3 separate regions of the Mus musculus genome follow, and regions 1 and 3 are each linked to region 2. Evidence: chromatin contacts called from ENCODE POLR2A ChIA-PET data. All regions are on one chromosome and are shown on one strand. Each heading gives the region's core, a stretch centred on a gene start or an enhancer-like site at or near the end of the contact. The rest is flanking DNA. Distances are from core to core; before and after follow the strand shown.

Region 1 (3,613 bases), core at 988-3,487, 100 kb after region 2:
TGTACCTTCCAAAGAAACTGCCACAAAAGGGAAACAAAAACATTCAACTGATACATGAATTACGAAACAGCTTTTCTAAATGTTGTAAAAATATGATTAAGCTTTTGAAATGCCCAATCTTTAAGGACTCTGAAGGCACAGTCCGGCTATAGTACTTTGGATATAACTGAAATCAGAGGACATTTGCCTGGCTTGAAGAAAAGTAATGCACAATTAAGAAGTGTGAGCAGCCCTGTACAGATGGCCTAATCCTAACACAACATGTTAACAAAGCAGGTTTTATGGGGGAGGGGAAAAGCCTGCATTATCTACGCTATAATTTAGCTGACCACACCCCTCCAAAATGTTTTAAAGCAAGGGGTTAGGGAGTGGATCTAAGGACCAGCAACATCCAAAACAATAACAAAAATCTTTTAAACTTGTTTTCAAACATGCTTAGGTAGTTATTCAGAGTTAGACTGATAACATTTGGAAAATATGGCCAGTCAGCTTTTGCTTTTTGCCTCAGAGGTATTCTGCTCAAACAAATAACAGACAATAACTAGGCAGGATTTCAGTGTTATTTACCAAAAAGAAAAAATATTTGAGATATAAGAAATGCTACGCATTACCCATCATTGCTGATCTCTGGAGAGAAAAAATTGTAAGTCATATAGATAATGTAACTGTTCTCTGTAAAATGATAAACTACCACCAAAAATAACCAAGGAAGGGTCTAATATTCTTCCTAAAAATTCTTCAAAATGTTTTATTTACAATAACACGACACTATAGCTATTTCTGTAAGACCTCAGCGTCTCCAGTTAGCTCGAAACTGGAAAAATCACTTTCTTTTTAAAAATCCGGGCTCTTTTTAAACAAAAGATTTTTCTGAGGTTTATAATTACTCTTTTATTGAAGCATTATTATTTTTCTTTCTTTCATAATAACTCCGAGACTATCTAAGACAAAGACTAGTTAATTCTTTACACATCTATTCTAAATCATGAATGCGGCACTTTCATAAAAACAAAGGTAATTAGAATGTGTAAAGTGAAATAAAAAGTTCACTCGTGTCGTTTAAATCGTTTAGAAACCTGGTGAGATCACATAGGTACAAGGCTTCCTGTTGGTAGCTGAGGATGAAGTCATTACCAGCCAGGATTTCCCTGTTCTTGGGTCAGAAGCTATACCTACTAGATCGAGTATTGTTTAGGGGAGGCGGTTTTTAAAAAGTACCCCGCTCCCAAAGCCAGACCACGCCTTCCAGTTATCATTCGAATGTGACCATTTCAAAGTGTAGTACTGCTACACATTTCTCGCGAGCTTAAATAGCAAACAGGAGTCCCCATTTTGGGGTCTACTGCCCATGCTGGAGAGCCGCACTATACAATGAAGTGGAGACGGAGAAGCATGCTTTGGGTCTTCGACCTCTAGAGCCTTCTTTGACCACCAGCCCTCAACGCTTCCCAAAACTCAGTCACCCCCAGACACTGAAAGCCAAGAGGGAATCTTGACTTCCTGCCGTTGTTAAAAGCAGAGGAAACCCAAAAGCAACTTTGAACGCGTGGAACACTACATCACTATAAACATATGTCACCCAGCCCCTGCTTTGCATTCGTGTCCCGCCCTGGGGGTTCTCTTGCAGCCCAGTCATCCCAGGACCCCCAGTGTCAGCGACACGGCCCCGCTCCTCGTCATGCCCTGCCACCGCCCTCACCTTCACACTGCCGAAGCCCCCAACACCACATTGTCGGCCACCCAGATTCCAATACAATGGAATGTCACTGCCCAGGACTCCGCGGCGCCCCTTTAGGCCTCCCCGCGGAGTCAGTCCCGGTTCCCCAGATACCGAGGTCAGCCCGGAGCTTAAACTTTACCATGTGGGAGTCCAGCACCGAGAGGTGACTGCGCCCCTCCATCCCACCCAACCTTCCCTTTCTGCCCCACGCCCCGACCCGCCCCAGGAGCGAATCCTGCACCATGCGCCCCCTCCCAGCCGGGACCACCCGCCAGGAGTTGTCCACCGCCTCTCCCGGGAGCAAAGAAGGGCGCCTCGAAGGCTCCCCACCCGGCCTGGGCCCCCGAGAGGGGCGGGCACAGGCCCCGGCGCATCCGCGGCCTTTCCTGGCCCAGTGAGACCCCGCGCCCACCCTCTCTACCTGGCCTTGAGGCTGGGACTGCTGCCGCTGCAGCTGGGGCTGGAGGCGGCGGCCGGGACCCGGGCTTCGTAGGCCCAGGCGGGGGCAGCGGGCTGCGTGGCGGCGCTGGCGGGGGGCGCGGGAGGCTCAGCGAAGCCCGCGGGCGCGTAGTGCGCGTCCATGGCGGGGGCTGAGGCGGCGGGGGCGGGCGGGAGGCGCGGGGAGGAAGAGGCGGTGGCGGGAGCTGCCCCTCACATGGCGCGGCCGGGGGGCGGGGGCGCCTGGGCGGGGGAACCGGGCTGCGGCGGGCGGGCCTCGGCTCGGACGTCAGGAGAGCGGCGGCGCCTGCGGCCGGGACGCGAGGCGGCCACAGCGCCCGCAGCCCGGGCGCCCCATGTTGTTGGATTTCCCAGGATGCACCTCCCGCGCCCTCCGCCCGCTCGTCGCCCCGCCCCCCTCGGCGCCCCGCGCTGCTGGCTGCGGATTCGGGAGCCGGGCCGGACGAGGGCTGCTCCGTGGACGCCCTAGCGGTGAAGAGAAGGCCTACGCGCCGGAGCACCCGCATGGGTGCGGACAGGAGAGGGCTTGCCAGCACTGTGCCTGGAGTTCGTTACTCTGCGCTCCCGGGTTCTTTGAAGGAACTCAAACACTCGATTCCCGCTTGTGATTTCTTTCTCTGCGCCCCAAACCACAGACAAGGGACTGTTGCTTTGCAGTACTCGCTTCCTGCCCAAAGTTTGCTGGGCTTAGAGGATCTGGTTCCTGCTTCCTGGGGGAGATTTCTATTCAAATTGATTCAAATTCAAACGAATTTTGCAGCCCTAGCTGAATGGGCCTTTCCCAGGGGCACTTATTAACTGTCCCCACCCCCCACCTTGGGGATTTTCTTACTCTGGAGTTCAGAATCTTCTATCCCAAGATAAATACCGCCTCATCATTGATTAGTCCAACTACCATCTGGATGACTTTAATTACAATACATTCGAACTCACTATGCACTTTGTTGGGGCTCTCTGCTCAAGATGTTTAATCTCTGCAAGACTCTACCCAAACATTGCCTTATCGGACTTCTAAGCTGTGTGGTGTGAGTAATTTGATGACTTTGAGGTCGTGCCTACCCGAACTGTTTCTCCTTATGAGTAATGAAATTCAGGGATCATATGAATCGTTTGGCTTGTGATCCATAAGTTGAAAGTTAAAACTAACCGTGAAGCTTAGATTTAATGACTATCTCTCCTTTTAAAAAAAATCAATATTGGCTTAACACCTATCACGTGCTTAGCAAAGAGATCTCTCAAGATAAAGACTAGCACAAAGGTTTAAGCCAATCAGACAGGCGTAACGGAAGACCTAATAGAGCTGATACTCTCTATCTCTGGTGACTATCTAAACTTCTGTAATACCTGCCATTAGATCTGCCATCCCCTCCGAGACTGATTTTGTTCTGAGACTATGTTTTCCTCCTGGCGCCTTCATTCTTTTGTTTCTATGCT
Region 2 (4,127 bases), core at 1,523-4,022:
CTTTTAATTACATTAAAGTTTTTAAGCCCTCCCCACCCTTTGCTGTTTTTAGGATATTTCCAGTTAAGAAAGATGATGCTTCAGCATTTACAACACTGATAATAACACTTTGAGGATCACAAACTATTGTCATAAACACCAATTCAGCTCATTACATACTTGGAAGGTAGTCGAAGAATCTAAAGAAATGTACTATGTTTTAAAGAGATTTGGCCCACTTCTGCACACTGGAGAGAAGAATCACTTGGTATAATTATCTAAAATCGCAAGAGACCTCAATTTAAAAACAGAATAAAGTTACTGGAATTCAAATCTGCAGGCTTGTTGCGATCATCAGTCTCACTGTCACCTTGGAAAGGACCCTCGGGAGAACTGTCCAGATCAGGCTGGCTCAGTTCATGGGGGTGCTGGAGAGCCCCTTGATTGGTTTCCTTGATTTCGTTCACCGAGGTGGGAAGACTCTCCCCACCCTTGGGCAGCACCATTTCCTGGGCTGGGTTCTGGCCTAACAACAGTTCCATAGAAAGGGACTGTGCACTAGACGACTTTGTTGCTATTTCTTGACCATGAATGTGACATGCCCAGCTACCTCATGCTCCTGCTGGGCTGTGGGCCAAAAATAACCCCCCTTACGTGCTTAAGTTTCTTTTCTTTTCTTTTCTTTTCTTTTCTTTCCTTTTGAAACAAGATCTCACAACCCTGGCTACAGGCACCTGCCTCTGCCTCTGTTTTGGGGAGCCAGGGTCCCTCTTTGTACTTTTTTTTTTTTTTAGATTTATTTATTAACATTGTAGCTGACTTCAGACACACCAGAAGAGGGCGTCAGATCTCATTACAGGTGGTTGTGAGCCACCACGTGGTTGCTGGGATTTGAACTCAGGACCTTGGGAAGACCAGCCTCCACACCCCCCACCCCATGTACTTTCTAGCTAGCCTAGGACTCACCATACAGCCCCCGAACTCATAAGAAGAGCTGCCCACCTCAGCTCCTGGGGCTTTCAATCCCAGAAAGCCATGTGCCACCACTCCCTGCCCAACTTTTCCTTCCAAAACCCATTTCTCCATTGTCTTAAATCCTACTAGCGTTTGGAAGTGCAACAGATCCAATGTTCATTACCTACAGATTCTATAAGAAACAAAACATCTAATTTTATCCTCTTCAAACACCAGGGAGCTGTCCAGAGGAAGTCATTCACTGGATACAGAGAAGAGGAAAGGCAAGATGCCTTGAGTCACAAAAGACTGTCCCTGTCCCCCCAAGACCCTGTTCAGGTCCTGTCTCCTCCCAGGGCTCTTCCTTCAACCTTATGAATGTTTACATCTTTCTCCAAAGTCCTGCAAGGCTGATTGTGAGACAGCTGGCATCCATCACTGCCTTTAATTCCAGTCAAAATATGATTATTCCAATAGGGATAGGAAGCTGAAAACAATCTAATCAGAGACGGACAGGCATGCTTGCAAGGAGCCACAATGAAACTCAAATTAGCATGACGCTGCTATTCTGAAGAGGAGGAAGCTGAGAAAACTTTCCCAGAAAAGATGACATGTGACCTGTCTTTGAAAGGAGTAGAATTTCACCAAGTTATAACGTCGGGGTAGGGGTGAAAGGAGGGGGGTTTTCATTCCTCCAGCAGAAAAGCCAGTGGTGCCTGAAATGGAAAAGTGGCAGTAAGCAAAGATGGAAAGAGGAATTGGGGGTCTGGTGGGGAAAGCGCTAATTTGTACTCTAAAAATGAAATGAAAAGCTTTGTCTAGATTTTGAACTTCTCAAGAGCCAAGATCAATCATATTCTCCATAAATGCTCTATTAGTATACCCCTAAGCCCCCAAGCCCGGCAAACAGATACTCATTTGTTGACAGACATAAAACCCTGTGTCATCTGTGTGATGTCACTGTTAGGAGGGGTTGTTCAAGGTGTTTTGGGTAGCACTGAACCTGTGGTTTAAAAGTGACAATAACTTCAGTAAAAGTGGCCCATTTTTCTTAAAATGTCCTATTCCCCCATCACTACTGAGGTCTCATTCTGTGTCTTTACTGTGGCTTCAGTTTTCTACAGTTAAGTGCCTCCTGGTTTCCTGCATAAGGGTACCCTGCGGCCACAGACTGCCACACCACCACCATTCCACACTGGCAGCTATAATTAAAGAGTAGTAGGATTATGGGGGGGGGGGTGCTATTTAATTGCTCTCATTCATTCACTCAACAATCATAAAACCCTATGGTACCTAACCAGGAAACCGAGGGGGAGGATCCTGGCACGGGGACCGGCATCTGTCGGAGCTGCACGCCGGCCCAAGCTGAACACAAAAGAATCCTCCAGAAAGGGTCTTTCAAGCGAAAAGAAAAGATCTCTGACCCCCGGCGCCGGGAACCGCGTTCAGATTTCGTCGTAAACAGCTGTTTCGGTCGGCGAGGGCAGGGGCGCGCCGGGGAGTCCGGCCTGGAGGGTGGGCCTCACCCATCCCTGTTCTCCTCCTCGCTCCACCCTGCATCCTCGGGACCCGACCGGCTGGGAGAGGTCCAGAAACCGGAGCGCTTTCGCCCGGTGGATCCCGGGCCGGCCCGCCGGCCTCTGCCCCGCTCACCTGCCGCGGCGTCGGCGACCACCCAGGGTCACTCCGGCTGCGAGTACCGCGGGGTCCGCGACGCGAAAGGGGGGGAGCGATGCGCGCCGGCCTGGGCGCCTGGGCCTCGACCCCCGCCGGGGCGCCTGGCTCTCCCCGAGCTGCGGGCCGTCCTCTGTGCCCCGCGTCGGTGGGCAGCGCCGGCCGCGCTCAGTGCGGGGCGGGGGAGGCGGGATGCGCCTGCCCAGCGTGGGCGGCGCCATGCTCCTGTACGGACCGGCGGCCGGCTCTCCCGCTGTCACCAAGGGGCTCGGGAATCTGGCGCTCGGAGCTGAGCTTCACTACGTTTTTGTGTGGAAAGGCTGATGCGGGCCCGGGGAGGGGGGCGGCCGAGGGAGTGCGGTGGCCCCCGGCTCGAAGTCGCTCCGGCCGCACAGGGAGGCGCCATGTTGAGGTTGGGCAAAAGCGGAGGCGATGGCGCGCAGTTAAAAGTGTGGTAAAGCGCAGGGCGCCTTAGAAGCTACTTTCCCTGCCAGGACTTTGAAAACTGAATATTCCATCAACCAGGCCAATCTCACTCCCTTGCCTTCATTTTGGACACCCACACACTCACAGGCTCCTTTTGGATTCTGAGCCCTGGCTTGAGCGGTCCCTTCGAAGTGTTTGGGTGACCGAGGCTTCAGCTTGATATGAAAAGAGGCGAGAGCAGCGGTTCCCTAGCTCAGCCCTTGGAGAAGTTGCGTTCCAGAAAGGAAGATCATTTCCCCTAAATATCATGTCCCTGGGTCCATAAAGTTGGGGCGGGCATGATCATTGTTGTACAAGAAAAAAAAAATTAAGCCAACAAAAACATCACCCCACTCCAAGCCTGGGGCGCTATAATAGCTAACTTCACTAACAGAAATACTTTGTCATCTGTCTCTATCTTAAATAAAAGATAGGAATCTTTGCTACTTTGTAGATTCTCCTCCCCCACTCCTTCCCCCTCTAACACTAGACCGAAGAGAAATAAGCATAGAGGGGAGAGACAGAGGACAGAGGGGGTGGGGGTGGGAGAGGGATTCTTGATTGATTGATTTGGTTTTTCGAGACAGGGTTTCTCTGTATAGTCCTGGCTGTCCAGGAACTCACTCTGTAGACCAGGCTAGCCTCGAACTCAGAAATCCACCTGCCTCTGTCTCCCAAGTGCTGGGGTTAAAGGCGTGCACCACCACGCCCGGCTAAGGGATCCCTGAATTTAATTTCTTTCCTTTTTTCTTTTTTTCTTTTTTTTTCTTTAAGCACTACTACTAACAAACCGCATATGTAAACTCCGGGCCCCACCTACTGTTTATATATCACTGAAAAGTTTCCAGAATTCCCAACTCACACAATCATAGAAACTATTTGCAGCTCGCAAAACGGAGCTGGAGCTCGAGGCAAATCATTGTCCGCTGTTGCAGACAGTCCTAAGCAGTTCCCCCATCCCTATACCTGGGATTAAAATGAAAGCACATTTTAAAATTTGTGGTTTTGTTGGGCTTTTTTTGGTTTTTGGAGACAGGGTTTCTCTGTGTAGCCCT
Region 3 (3,903 bases), core at 485-2,984, 120 kb before region 2:
CCTGGCAACCGCACCTTTGTTTCAGGGGTTAGTTCTGATCACCTGGCAACCGCACCTTTGTTTCAGAAGTGTATTGTGCTCACCTGCTGTTATGATCACCTTCTTTTGACCACCTTGTTATTATCACCTGGCAGCCATGACTTTGTTTCAGGTTATGACCAGCTTGTTATGTTCTGCTTCGTAGCCTCTCTTATTTGCCTGCAAAATCTTCCATTTGACAACTCTCTACTCTTGAACTATAAACACCTGTATCTTCCCCACATCCAAGGCTGATCTCTTGGACCCAGACCTTAGAGACAGCCTGTGTGCATGAAAAAAAAAAAAAAAAAAAAAAGTCTTGCTTTAATTAACTTGATCATGATTTGGGTTGGTGGTCTTTCTCCTTGCATCTGTGACATTAACAATAACCTCTTTAAATGTTTTGATGAATACACGCACGCATAGGCGTGCACACACACATGCACACATATATACACATAAGCTATTTTATATTTCTGGCTTAATTTTGTGGCTATTTTTAGATTTATATATTTATCTTGTGAGTGCCTGTGTGTTTGTAAGTGCAGGAGTTTGCAAGCCATAGTGCATGTGTGGAGGTCAAGGAATAACTTCCTGGAGTCGGTTCTATCCTGTCAACTCATTGGATGCCAGGATCAAACTCAAGTTTTTTGGCCATCACGGCAAGCACCTCCACTCTTTGAACCATCCTGGCTCATTGTGGATATTTTTCTAAGTCAGTCACATCAGCAACAGTTTAAAAGAGTAACGCCCCATTGAGGGAGACTTCTGAAATATTCAGACTCCATTATCAAATGTTGCAGTGACTCAATATATGTACATTTGATTCATGCATCTATTTGCTTAAAAAGATATATGCATCTCATTGTATGGCCCTCGTCCGTGGGCTCTACACACCAGGCTGCCCTCAGAGATCCATCCAGCCTCTGTCTCCCGAGTACTGTGATTAAAGACTTGTGCCACCACCGCTCAATAACCTCCTGGTTACTCGTAAGCCAAATAAGAGCTTTTACCTTTTAAGTTAAATCTTAGCTGCTGTTGCTATTCCTATCTTTAGGCAAGGAAACAGAGACGCAGATAATGCAAATTGCCCAGTCTACTCCTCTATAGTAGGTGAGAAGTCTGGATGCAAAGCAACATTCCTTCGCCACTATCAACGCAATTTTGCAGATAAGAGATCGTGGTGAGACGCTAAACTAAAATCCCCGGTCTAATAGTGAACGGTGACAGCAAAAGTAAAAAAAAAAAAACAAAAAACAAAAAAACAAAAAAACAAAAAAACAAAAAACAGACTTGATGTGTTCCTCTCCTCCCCAAGAAAAGAAAACGTACAGAACGCGTTAGTAGACTCCTTATTCCCGAAACACGAGAGGTATTCACTAACTCTCAACGCTATTCCCTAAAATGGTCAGTTTGCCTGTACAGAGCGGATTGGCAGTCAGGCTTCAGCAGGGAGGAGCTCGGCTCTGCAACTCAGTCGTGAAATTCCAAGAAGCGCGGGAGCTCCCAGGCCAATCGGGTGGATCTTTCCGGCCGGCCTCGGAAATCTGGACAGCGGCGTCATCAGTTCCGGGCGTGACGTTAGCTCACGCACTGAGCCCGCCCTCTGGGAGCGCTCTGCGCTTGTGCACCTCCAATAATCCGGGAGTTAAGCCTCAGCCCCGCCCACTGTCCCGGAAGTGAATACGGAAGCGCCTCACACCCCCTCTGCCGGCTGGGGCGCAGCCATTTTAATTCAAATCTGAGTGGGCGGCGGCGGCGGCGGCGGCGGCAGCGGATTTGGCGGCGGCTTTGGCTCTGAGGGACAGGGGTAGTGTTCCTGGTTTTGGTGGGGTTTGCCTTTAGTTTAATTTTCCTTTTCTAGCTTCCCTTTGCCGGCTGGTGCGTACGTTGTAGTCCCCCGAGGCCATGTCAGGAGACGCAGCCGCGGAGCAGGTGAGGAACGGGAGCGGTGGGGCCTCGTGGCGACCTCTTCTCTCTCTAGCCCTGTGGGTGCGAGCACCCCGTTCGCGTGAGCAAGGGCCCTGAAGAGCTAGTGAGCCCGGGGATCGGGAGCGCATCCCCCGAAGTCTCCCAGGTTTGGGCTTCTCTGTGGCGTTCGTACGAATAAGTATGGGACTTAGACAATGGCAGAGACGTCGCTTCGCCCTGGCCATTGCAGTTTCTTCGGTCGGGACGGTGTATTTCATACCACTTTAGTGTTCCGGTAGTCCCAGATTGTTCTAACGTGTATCTGCGCTGGCAGTGTTTTCCTCGTCTGCCCCCCAGTCCTCTGTCCCCAGAAATAACGAAATCAGTCTGGAAAATTCGGCCCCCGAGAGAGCGAAGGTAAAAAGAGCCACGGCTCTTCCGAGCTTTGGGGGAATTTTGTGGATTCGCTTTCTTCCCCTCTCGTTTAGGAACACTTTATTTTTGCTTTTACGACCACGCAAACATTGCAGAATTTGGTAAACTGAAAACTCGAAATGTGCTTTAGTCACTGTAGGCACCATCTGTTTGGATGGTTAGATATGAATGATACATAAGTATTTTACAAATGGGACTTTTAGATAGGAGATCTCACCCTTTTGCTGTTTGGCTGTTTGTTTGTTTTGGATAGGTTTTCACAGTGTAGCCCTGACTAGGCAGGACCTTCTGACAGGATTGCTTCCTTGGCCTCCAGGCGTCCATCTCCATGTTTGGTTCTTTTGCTCTTTTATATCCTAAATTTTGTAGGCTAGTGTTTGGCTTTTACTGTAAAAAACAAAACTGAGTTTTTGAAAGGTGTGTGTTTTGATCTTGATCCACGTATATTTAGTTTTAAAAGAAAACAAAGTCCTAAATTTCTTATTGCTATAGCAATGAAATACGCTTGTATTTTTATTTCTTTTCTTTTTCCCAAATCCCCAGCTAATAAAATAGAAATTATTGGAGGTTGACAGATGAGGTAAAATAGGACTGTATGTTAATGAAGTGTAGGCAAATTAGAACTTAATTACTTTGGTGACTGAAACGCTTGAGGACCAATTTAATTCCAAGTCTTGGCAGTGCTTTTGCATTTTATCTAAAGTCAGGGTGCCCACGAATGCAGTGTCTTTGAACTATTTTTCTAAAACTGTTTATTTTACTCTACTCTTACCGGGCTGGCATTTTTATTTTCTGAAAGTGAAGGAGTGGTGTTGAGGTTTCATTGGATGTGTCTGAAATTCACTGTTTTATATAAATTTGTAAAGACAAAAATTTGCCATGCTTTTGTTTTAGAACTATGCGGGTTTTAGTTTTTGTTGTGGGTCATCCTGCTCCACCCCAGCTAGAGGTTGAACCCCGGGCCTTATGCATGCAGGGAAGCAATCAACCACTGAGTTAAAAGCCTTAGTAACACAGTGTGTGATGTTTTCTATGAGAACTGTGATGAGACTTTATAAACCTCCATTCTCCAAACCCCTTTTATTTTGACAGTTGCCCCTATGTAGGCCTGGCTGGCATGGAACTTGCTACATAGACCAGTCTGGCTTTGAACCTCTGCCTTGCTGAGTGCTAGGAGTAAAGATGGTACATGCACATCTAGCCTTTTTTTTTTCTTTTTTAATCTAGGAGTACTGTGCAACTCAGGCAGGTCTTGAACTCATTGCAATCTTTCAGCTTCAGCATCTGTAACAGGCATTCCTCCTTTGAATTTTATTGTGCAGTTTACAACAAAAGTTGAAGGGAAAACTCATGAACACTCATTATAATTTTCACCAAATCCAGCAGGGTTACAGGTTTTGTCTGTCTGTCTGTCTGTCTCTCTCTCTCTCTCTCTCTCTCAGGGTTACAGGTTTTGTCTCTCTCTCTCTCTCACACACACACACACACACACACACACACGAGTGTATATATATATATATATATATATATATATATATA

The links. ChIA-PET counts read pairs that join two places held with the same protein, here RNA polymerase II (POLR2A).
Region 1: POLR2A ChIA-PET joins it to region 2 with 12 read pairs in Patski. The contact joins the promoter of Qser1 here to the promoter of Tcp11l1 in region 2. POLR2A ChIA-PET finds 5 or more read pairs at or near these places in 2 of 5 experiments (Patski and embryonic stem cell).
Region 3: POLR2A ChIA-PET joins it to region 2 with 13 read pairs in embryonic stem cell. The contact joins the promoter of Cstf3 here to the promoter of Tcp11l1 in region 2. POLR2A ChIA-PET finds 5 or more read pairs at or near these places in 4 of 5 experiments (Patski and embryonic stem cell).

What each region holds. Positions count from the first base shown.
Region 1 is chr2:104,814,459-104,818,071 of GRCm38, forward strand. Qser1 (glutamine and serine rich 1) reads right to left here and starts at 2,238. Exons shown (of 12, transcript NM_001123327.2): 1 at 2,142-2,238. 2310047K21Rik (a long non-coding RNA gene) reads left to right here and starts at 2,464. Exons shown (of 3, transcript XR_003953885.1): 1 at 2,464-3,613.
Region 2 is chr2:104,709,390-104,713,516 of GRCm38, forward strand. Tcp11l1 (t-complex 11 like 1) reads right to left here and starts at 2,773. Exons shown (of 10, transcript NM_177190.5): 1 at 2,587-2,773. Gm6306 (predicted gene 6306) reads left to right here and starts at 918. Exons shown (of 1, transcript NR_166704.1): 1 at 918-3,514.
Region 3 is chr2:104,588,750-104,592,652 of GRCm38, forward strand. Cstf3 (cleavage stimulation factor, 3' pre-RNA, subunit 3) reads left to right here and starts at 1,735. Exons shown (of 21, transcript NM_145529.3): 1 at 1,735-1,953. The coding sequence starts at 1,927.